2 separate regions of the Mus musculus genome follow, and region 2 is linked to region 1. The links are chromatin loops, found by intact Hi-C in ENCODE. Cell type or tissue: gastrocnemius. All regions are shown on one strand. Links, peaks and the distances in the headings refer to the core of each region. The heading gives the core; the rest is flanking DNA. Region 1 overlaps Auh (AU RNA binding protein/enoyl-coenzyme A hydratase). Region 2 overlaps BB123696 (expressed sequence BB123696).

Region 1 (4,386 bases), core at 271-4,270:
TGGAGGGTGTGGCTTTCTGGGCTCAGGACTTCTCTTTAGAGCAGGTTGTTAGTGGGGAAAACAACGAGTCCCATAGTTTTAGCCCCAGCCCAGACCATGCCCCTCTTCTCCGCATTTATTTAAGAGATCATCTAGATATTCAGTAACCGTTTTTAACCAAATATCCAAATAATATCCAAGACAGGACTCTTGACTGCAGTTCCACGTCTCAGGAGAAGGCAGTTGCTCTTTCCAAAACCCCACGTATCTCTCCTGATTATGTTCCCAGCCAACCTGCTAGGAGATTTTTCTAGACTCGTCTTTAAACACACCCCGGATCTGAATGCAGCCCTGTCCAGGCCATGCCACAGCCAACCATGCCACAGGCGCTGGCTTCCTGCTTCTAGACTCGGCTAACTGCTGTGTGTCTTCAGTGCACTGATGAGAAACCTATTAAACTGCTGACCTGCCTTCCCCGGGGTCTCCTTCTCACTGGGATAAAGACCGAAGTCACTGTGCTGTGAGCAATCCCTGCACAATGTATCCTCCCTCTAGTGCATCCTGCTGTGGCTGCAAGCACTCTCCCACCTCCACCCTTGGGCCTGGGTGCTGTCTGCGGCTACACAGTCTTCCCTGGTCTTTTAAGCCTTAAGCCTATGGGACCTTGTTTAGTGAGGGACTCTGGCCTCCTGGTTGCAAAGCCCCATCCCCCTCAGACCCTGTCCCTTATTTTTTCTACAGTATTTTCTACTTTGAGGGACAGGCCCCTGCTCTGCTCCTGGGCTGCGAAAGAAGTTCTGTGGCGACTCTGTAGCTTGTTCCTTCACAGCTATAGCCACCTCCTACAAGATCACAGGCAGGACCTGAGAGCTATGTTAGTGAGTTGAATAAATATGCCCCTGACTCAGAACAGGAGTAGGATGAGGCGGAGGGAGACCAGAGAGCAGCAGGCCTTGCCAACTGGAACCGACTGACTTTCCTCAGGAAGCCTCGTGCGTGCGGCCTACACTGTTTGTGCTACACTCAGAACTGACTGCCAGTCCTAGATTCCTTTGTCTCTGGTTGGTTGCAAGTTTGGTAGTTAGACGTGTGGGCGCATGTGGACTCTCTCCTACCTGATCTCAGAAGGGGCACTCCAAGGCAAGAAGAGAGTCCTACAGAGGTGCTTCCTCCACAGCAGCCCTGAGCGCAGCAAGGAGGTCAGGGGACAGCTCCCCCCAACACACACACACACACACACACACACACACACACACACACACACACACTCCCAGCCCCAGGACAGACTGAACTGAGGAAGTGACCCTGGAGGGCATTTCAGGATTCGTACAGAAAGCTCTCTGCTAGAATACTCAGAGAAGCACCTCCATGCATCCATCCCACTAGCACAGACCTGCAAGGCTGTCTGCCCACTCTGCGTTGCTAAGCCTCTCAGGTCTCACTCTGCTGCGACAGGGCTCTCCTTCCTGGATGACCTTACCCGCTGGCTTGGGCACAGGCGGACCTCTTGCTATTTCTGAGAACCCAGCTCACCCTCCCAGGGTAGCGGTGACTCAGGGCTGAGGCTCGGATTCTGATGTAAATTCTAAGAGAGCTGCAACAAAGGATATAAACGGAGCTTCCCAACTCTGGGCTGTGTTAGCGACAAAACACACTGACAGGATTTAAATGTCAGTCATTACCTCAGAGACATGCCTTAGCACGGAGCTCCTGGAGAATGTGCCAAGTACACGTACCCAGAGGCCACAGCGCTCATCCTGAACAGTGGAAAGAACAGAACTGGGGGGGAGCAGGCGGTGGGGGGGGGGGGTGGCTCCTTTTCTCACTCTGAGTTCTACCATATAGCCTCACCTGTCAGTCTGCAAAGAGGATGCCAAGTTAGTTGCCACTTTAACCAGATTAACAACCCAAGCTAGCCAAACACTGTCACAGGATGGATGGAGCATTAAATGCGACACATCTCCTTTCAGGGCCTGCAGCCAGACTTTTCAACCCCAGCTGAAGCATGCAGGAATGCTAACTGAAGCCAGTGTGTGAACAGCCCGCTGTGGCAGCTCACCCTGCGGCCCCAGCACTGGGAAGGCAGGGAGTCTGAGGCTAGCACAGGCTACACAGTAAGCTCTGGGCCAGCGAAATACTAGAGACCTTTTGTAGGTCTCTGGCACTGGTGATAAGGCTATTAATAAGACATGGAGCCTTTAAAAGCTGGCAAGGGAGCAGGCCTCAGTGGCGTCATGGGGAGGAGGGGAGAGAACAAAGGGGGGGGCTGAAGTGATGGAAATGTTAAGGAGGCTTTATTCAATCACACCACATGTATACAGACGTCAAAGCACCCACATGATAACTTAGTCACACATGTATGCAGACGTCAAAGCACCCACATTACAGGACATAAATATGTGCAGATTTGAGGTAAAGTGGCAATTTCACCACAGACAAGGCAAGTTTTGCATCAACTTCACAGAAGCGCCAGGCAGTGAGGGCACACACATTATTCACAGCACTCAGGACACAGAGGCAGGCGGATCTCTGAGTTGGAGGCCAGTCTGGTCTACAGGGCAAGTTTCAGGACAGCCAGGTCTACACAGAGAAACCCTGTCTCAAGAAAAAAAAAAGCAAGCAAACAAAACAAACAAACAAAAACAAGATAAAGTCATTTGGGAAGAGAGAACCTCAATGGAGAAAATGCCCACAGCAGATTAGCCTGTGGACAGTTTCTTGACTGACTCATTTTCTTCATTGCCATGAGAGGACCCAGTCCAGGGTGAATGGGGCAGGTGGTCCTTAGAGCTACAGGGAAGCAAGCCATGCAAGCCATGAGAGCAAGCCAGGTAAGCAGCATCCTTCTGAGGTCTGTGCTCCAGTTCCTGCCTCCTGGCTTCCCTACAACAGACTTAAAAACTTCAAGGTGGGACCCCTTCCTCCCAGGTTGCTTTTGGACACAGTTTTTATCACAGCAATACAAACCCTGACTAAGACCCTGTTAAAGGACAAAAAAAAAAAAAAATGTACCGTCGTCAATAATCAGACATCCAGATGCCTTAGGAATTCGCCCGGCATCTCCGTGCAGATGTTCTAACCAAAGCTGCCCAATCTCAACTTCCTCAAGGGTAAACATGATGCACACTCAACTAGAGATCCTATACGGTGACTGTCGGGCACTGCCAAGGTCATCAAGAAAGGAAAGACCCTGCTCCTCCAAACACAACTGTGCAAGTGAGAATTCTGGACCAGATCCTGGACCAGAAAGGGCATTTGTTAGGAAGATGGCAGCACAAGAACATCTGGGAGTGTTGTTCATGCTGTAGGAAAGTGTCAGTAGTCAGCCGTGCAGGTATCCTGTCACCTGCAGGCTGGAAGGAAGGAGAGAGAGCCTGATCTCTCAGGGGAACAGAGACAGGCAGCTCACCCCCTTTCCAACGTCAGGAAGGGCTCGGGTGGGTACCTGACAGTGTACCTGGACTGCATCAGAGTCAACCAGACAGTAGTCAGGTAGAGGGTCAACTTATATTAGCATACATCCACATTCCTTTGTACCGTCCATTGAACTATGTACTTACAATGGTAATTTTAACACTAAACGATATTCTAATAAACTACACTTGAGAACTCTAAAATAAATTACATGATAGGAGTGGGTCATTAGGAATATTGTGGTCTCTCAAAAACATTTTACAGTTGAGCTTTTTATTCATTTATCAAATGTGTCAGAAGTAATCGCACTGCTATTCAGGTTCAGCCTCAAACTCAAAGAGAACCAAATGGTAGTGTGACAGGCCATGTCCCAAATGCTGCTGAGGTCACACTGAAGGACAAGCCTGAAGAAACCGCAGCGAGGGCGGAAACTAAGTCTCTTGGCTCCACCCAAGGTACCGAAATCCACACGGGGAAGCTCTGTGTCACCTGGACAAACCTCCAAGTGCTGGTTAATACGGAAGCGTGGGTCTGCGGGAACGGAGGGGGGATGGCGTCTCCCCACTACGAGACACAGCCTCCAAAGCGTTGACAAGGGAAATGGGGCATTGACCCCTCCCACAGACCCCCCGCCCCCCACAGATGGACTGTCCCTTCACTCTCTTTTAGCTCTTGTCTGGAAAATGAGAAAAGCAGACAAGGTTGATATTCTAGCCAGGTCCTCCTGGGAGACCATCCCTGGTGGACAGGGGATGTAGAGACCAGGGAAACCTTTTAGCCACTGGGAACTAAGAAAAAAGTAAAAGTAGGTAGGTTTAATAGTTAACAGAACAGCTTCATAAAGCAGGCATCTCAGAACTTCTCTCAAGAATAGCAAATAAATAAATAAATCACCAATATGTAGAAACAGAATTAAAAACAAACAAAACAAAAAATACCCTATCTTATCTAGTAGTGCACATGTGCATCCTGGGGGGTCCAGAGAACAACTCC
Region 2 (4,386 bases), core at 141-4,140, 150 kb before region 1:
TCCCAGCACTCGGGAGGCAGAGGCAGGCAGATTTCTGAGTTCGAGGTCAGCCTGGTCTACAGAGTGAGTTCCAGAACAGCCAGGGCTACACAGAGAAACCCTGTCTTGAAAAACATAAAAGAAGAAAAAAAAAAGAAAAAAAGAAAGAAAGCAGGCTGAGCAAGCCGTAGGGACCAAGTCAGTGAGCAGTGTTCCTCCACGGTCTCTGCTTCGGTTCTGCCTCCGGGTTCTTGCCTTACCTTCCTTCAGTAGACAGTGACTGAGAGTACGTAAGCCAAATAAACCCTTTCCCCCTAAAATGGTTTTTTTGAGCCTTTATCAGAGCAACAGAAGCCCTAACTAAGACAACTGGCCCAGCTGTATCCCAGCAGCCCCAGTGCTCGCATGCTGCATTCTAATGTGTATTTGATAGGTCTACTTTTGATAGCCTTGGGTTTCGGTATCTCCCTCCCCTGAGAATCCACAGATGCTCCAATGTCGTCTGTAAAATGCTTAGTGTTGCAGACTATGCACGCCTTGTCACCATGCCTCCATTCTCTGTCACACACATAATGAAGGTAAGTACACGGATGGCTTATAAATCGTGCCACCTAGGCAAAGTGACAGGGGAAAGATCTGCACATAATCGAGGCACAGACTTGACCAAACGTTCCCTACCCACAATGGTTGGCTCCACGGGCGTAGAACGCACACAGGAGCACAGTTGGTGTCTTTACCTCTGGCACCCTGAGAGCATTTTACACTTCCTCACAACCAGAAAGTCAGTCAGAAAAATCACCTTGTGATTAGCAACTCTGTGAAAAAAATAAAGACTTGTGGCAGCATTTCTTGCTGTCGTATTCCATATGTACTAACATTAATTCTTTTGATCGTGTGTGTGTGTGTGTGTGTGTGTGTATGTGTGTGTGTGTGTGTGTGTGTGTGTGTGTGAGAGAGAGAGAGAGAGAGAGAGAGAGAGAGAGAGAGAGAGAGAGAGCTCAAACCTGTGCCTGTACACAGAGATCCAAAGTGACCAGGTGTCCTACCTCATCATTCGCTACAATATTGTCTTCAAGTAAACAGGGAGCTAGGGTCAGTCAGCCAGCCCCAGAGATCCTCCTGTTTCCACCCTTCACAGCTCTGGAGTTAAACCTGGCTCTGACATGCATGCCAAGGACTTGAACTCAGAGCCTCATGCTGGAAGGGAAAGCACACTTACCGGTTGAGCCACCTCTAGCTCCCAGTCAGCCTTAAGACCTGTCTGCTCTCCCTCCATGGAGCTTTTCCACAGGAGCCACCCCCTCTGAGAGAGCTGCTTCTCAGGTCTTCAGCATGAGCGCTGCAGGCCACAGGCATGAGGAGGTGCTGAATTCCATACCCGTCCATGTGAGAGTGCCCTGTACCCTCTATTCCCCATTGAGCTCTCCTGAGGCATTCACCTTCCCTGACCATGGGTGCCAGAGTGTCTGTGAAAATGTCCTGGGCATTCCCAAACTAGGAAATGGCTCTGTGGTCGCCATTCTGTTCAGCATCACTTTGAAAAGATACAAGCAAGGGGCTGGAGAGAGAGATCAACCTGTAAAGTGCTTGCCACATAACCATGGGACCCTGCGCTCCATCCCCTGAACCCACGTGGCAATGTAAGTTTGTCATCCCAGCCCTGGGATGACAGAGACACTCTGGCCAGCCAGCACAGCCCATGTAGTGAGCTCCAGGTCTCAGTGAGAGACTGTGTCCCAAACCAACAAAAAAGATGGCTCCTGAGGAAGGATACTGGGCACAGGTGCACACATATCCACAGATAACACAAACATCAAATGAATAACACATCTGAAAAAATTCTTACTCTCAACGATAGCAAACAATATAAAATTTCAAATCAAATTAAGGTTCAGTTCAAGCAAACATCAAGGAAACAACATTGACCTTAGGTCAACAGTAAGGATAATGATGTTTGAGGCTTCTCAGTGGGGCAGAGCTATTTACAAGTTATAAACTCTTCAAGATGTTACCAAAATTCTGTGGCGTGCATCATGAGCGAAAGCCAAACCCTCATCCACCAGGGACATTGACACCACCAACCTGCTTGCTCGCCTCTGTTCCATAGACACATGGACTAATTCAGTCTTCAGGCAGGCAGGGCCACATGGCCTGGACCAATGGGGCTGTGATACTGAAATGCACAGAAGAGTGGGTGCAGAGCAAGCCTGGGTCTCCCCGAAATGCTGGTATGTAGATTCCCAAGTTGGAGCTTCTTCAGGCTCGTTGTTAGCCAACCATGAGACACAGCTGGTACCAAACAGCCCCTGGCTTCAGTGGCTTAACAGGACAAGGCTTGCTTCTTATCCTCTTCTATACCCAGTGAGGGTGTTGATCAGCCCGTGCCAAGATGATCTTGGTGATGTGCCAAGATTCACATCAAATGAGGTTCACTGTAGCATTACTGTGATGGTATAATTTTTACAACACCCTAAATGTCAGAAAATAGGAGCTAGTGAAGCAAATTATGGCCCACGATAGAATACTGTAATAAATACTTTACAACCAAGAGGAGTGATATATTGAAGATCTTTAGTAGCAGTTGGGGAATTTTTCCCCCAATAAAATATTGAGCGAGAAAGGCACACTGTGCGATCACTTCTCTTTTTTTGTTTAAAACAACCGACATGCCCACAGAAGAGGGAGTGGTGAGAACCAGAGAGACGGCTCCAGATGAATGATGAACAGACCATGGGGGGTGGGAGAGGGAGGGGTGCGAGCAAGGGACGGCAGTGGAACGCTGAGAGATGCTCTTTCACGCAGTACAGAAAAGCGAAGAGTGTTTTCCAAAGCCTTGGGAGCAGCGGTGGGGATAAGCAAAGACTAGCTTCAGGCAGACCGTGTTGAGCAAGAGGCCTGCTGGGTGAAATCACTGAGTGGGCTCGGTGCCAGCATAACCCTTCTCCCTTTCTTTCCCCCAACAATGATCTCAGGTTGCAGCTCCCTACCAAGGTTGAAGGTGGATAAACAGAGGAGTGCCACTAACCACGCGGATGGACGTCCAAAAGCCTTCTCATGCTGGCTCACGAGGATCTTAGGCGTGGGTTCCGAGACATGCCATAAAACGGCTCAGAGAACTCGGACTGCACGTCCCCAGGAGTTTGAAAACCCTGCCAGACCTTGGTTGTCCAGGAACATGGTGTGCTGAGGGAGGGTGTTGGCTTACAGACAAACAGGACATTTTCTAAATGATCAGGGCCTGTTCCAGGAAAAAGCCTGAGGAGTGGAGGTAGGGTGGATCTCAGTGTTTTCAGAAGTGGCCAATGGGTTGACCAAAGCACTCTCCATGTCTCAGTCACAGTGACAAGCTCCAGAGAGTCCACCATTAGTCTGAGGAGCCCCTGCAACTACAAGGCTCTTCCTTCACCGTCCCGGAGTTTCCTGAGTCACAGCATCCCTGTCTCTGAACACTCTGGGGTGAGACATTCCTAGGGAGATGCTGAGAAGCCTGGGTAGGAGCCTATGAATGCCTCAGCAGCTACAAATCACTGATGATCTCCAACTCCTATGAGCAGCTAAGGGAATAGTAGTGTAGTCGATAGTAATATACGCGCAAAGAGCAGCCATTGCGAGCACTTGCTGCGCTTGCAGAGGACCTGAGGCCAGCTCTTAGGATCCACAATGGATGGTTTATAATGCCTGTAACTCCAACCCCACAGTATCTGACATCCTATTCTGGCCTCTGCAGGCACTGCCCACTCATGTGCACATAGACCCACCCACAGATATATACATATATGCACATAAATAATTAAAAATAAAATAACTCTTTAAAAAGGAAAGAAACGGACCCTTAATCACAGAGGGCACCTGAGAGAAAAAAAAAACCCAAAGGTAACAGGAGAGGAAGCAGCAGGTGGGACTGAGTTAGACTCCGCATAAATCAACATTTCCCATTCGTTACTCATATGATAGATTTCTATTCAGCACACACTGGATGGGTTATCTTAGTGCCTGGGAATTGCATACATCCAGTGGTAATAAAGGCTACCATCCGATGGAGGATAGATTCAAACTACAGGACTAAGAAGGCCATGGGGACCTGGGCAGGACAGTGAGCTTGAGCTTAACCCTCAATGACAAGAAATTCTGTGCCGTTCAACCAGGAATACAGCTTGAACACAGTCTGCACATGGCTTCTGGTTGGGAAGAGGTTCCCGGAAAAGGGGAAGGTGACACTGAAACACCCCTGGATGGACTGTCCCATGCTCTGTGATAAAGAAAAGTGCTGGCCCGAGAGGCATTCATTCCGTGAGATCCCGGTTCTCTGACTACGGAGATATTGAAGGTAGCTTTCTGTCTCCATTTATCTGATTATCCATCATCAAGCAATGGGCATCTTGGTTCAGTCACATCATCAAGTTAGCC

The links. Peaks named below come from ENCODE experiments on the same cell type or tissue, not always from the same donor. Only the 100,000 strongest peaks of a DNase experiment are listed, where the experiment ranks them.
Region 2: it touches region 1 in a loop (5-fold over the local background); 1 of 42 quality-filtered maps calls a loop at or near these places.

Annotation. Positions count from the first base shown.
Region 1 is chr13:52,878,528-52,882,913 of GRCm38, forward strand. All of the region lies in intron 6 of Auh (AU RNA binding protein/enoyl-coenzyme A hydratase), which reads right to left. Among named protein-coding and RNA genes, the nearest start is that of Auh, 49 kb to the right of the region's middle. In gastrocnemius, for the core only: no CTCF peak of the experiment used is centred there; a DNase peak (open chromatin) is centred at 2,018; H3K4me3 peaks cover 1,824 bases; H3K27ac peaks cover 4,000 bases.
Region 2 is chr13:52,733,305-52,737,690 of GRCm38, forward strand. All of the region lies in intron 1 of BB123696 (expressed sequence BB123696), which reads right to left. Among named protein-coding and RNA genes, the nearest start is that of BB123696, 22 kb to the right of the region's middle. In gastrocnemius, for the core only: no CTCF peak of the experiment used is centred there; DNase peaks (open chromatin) are centred at 2,347 and 2,950; H3K4me3 peaks cover 213 bases; H3K27ac peaks cover 2,518 bases.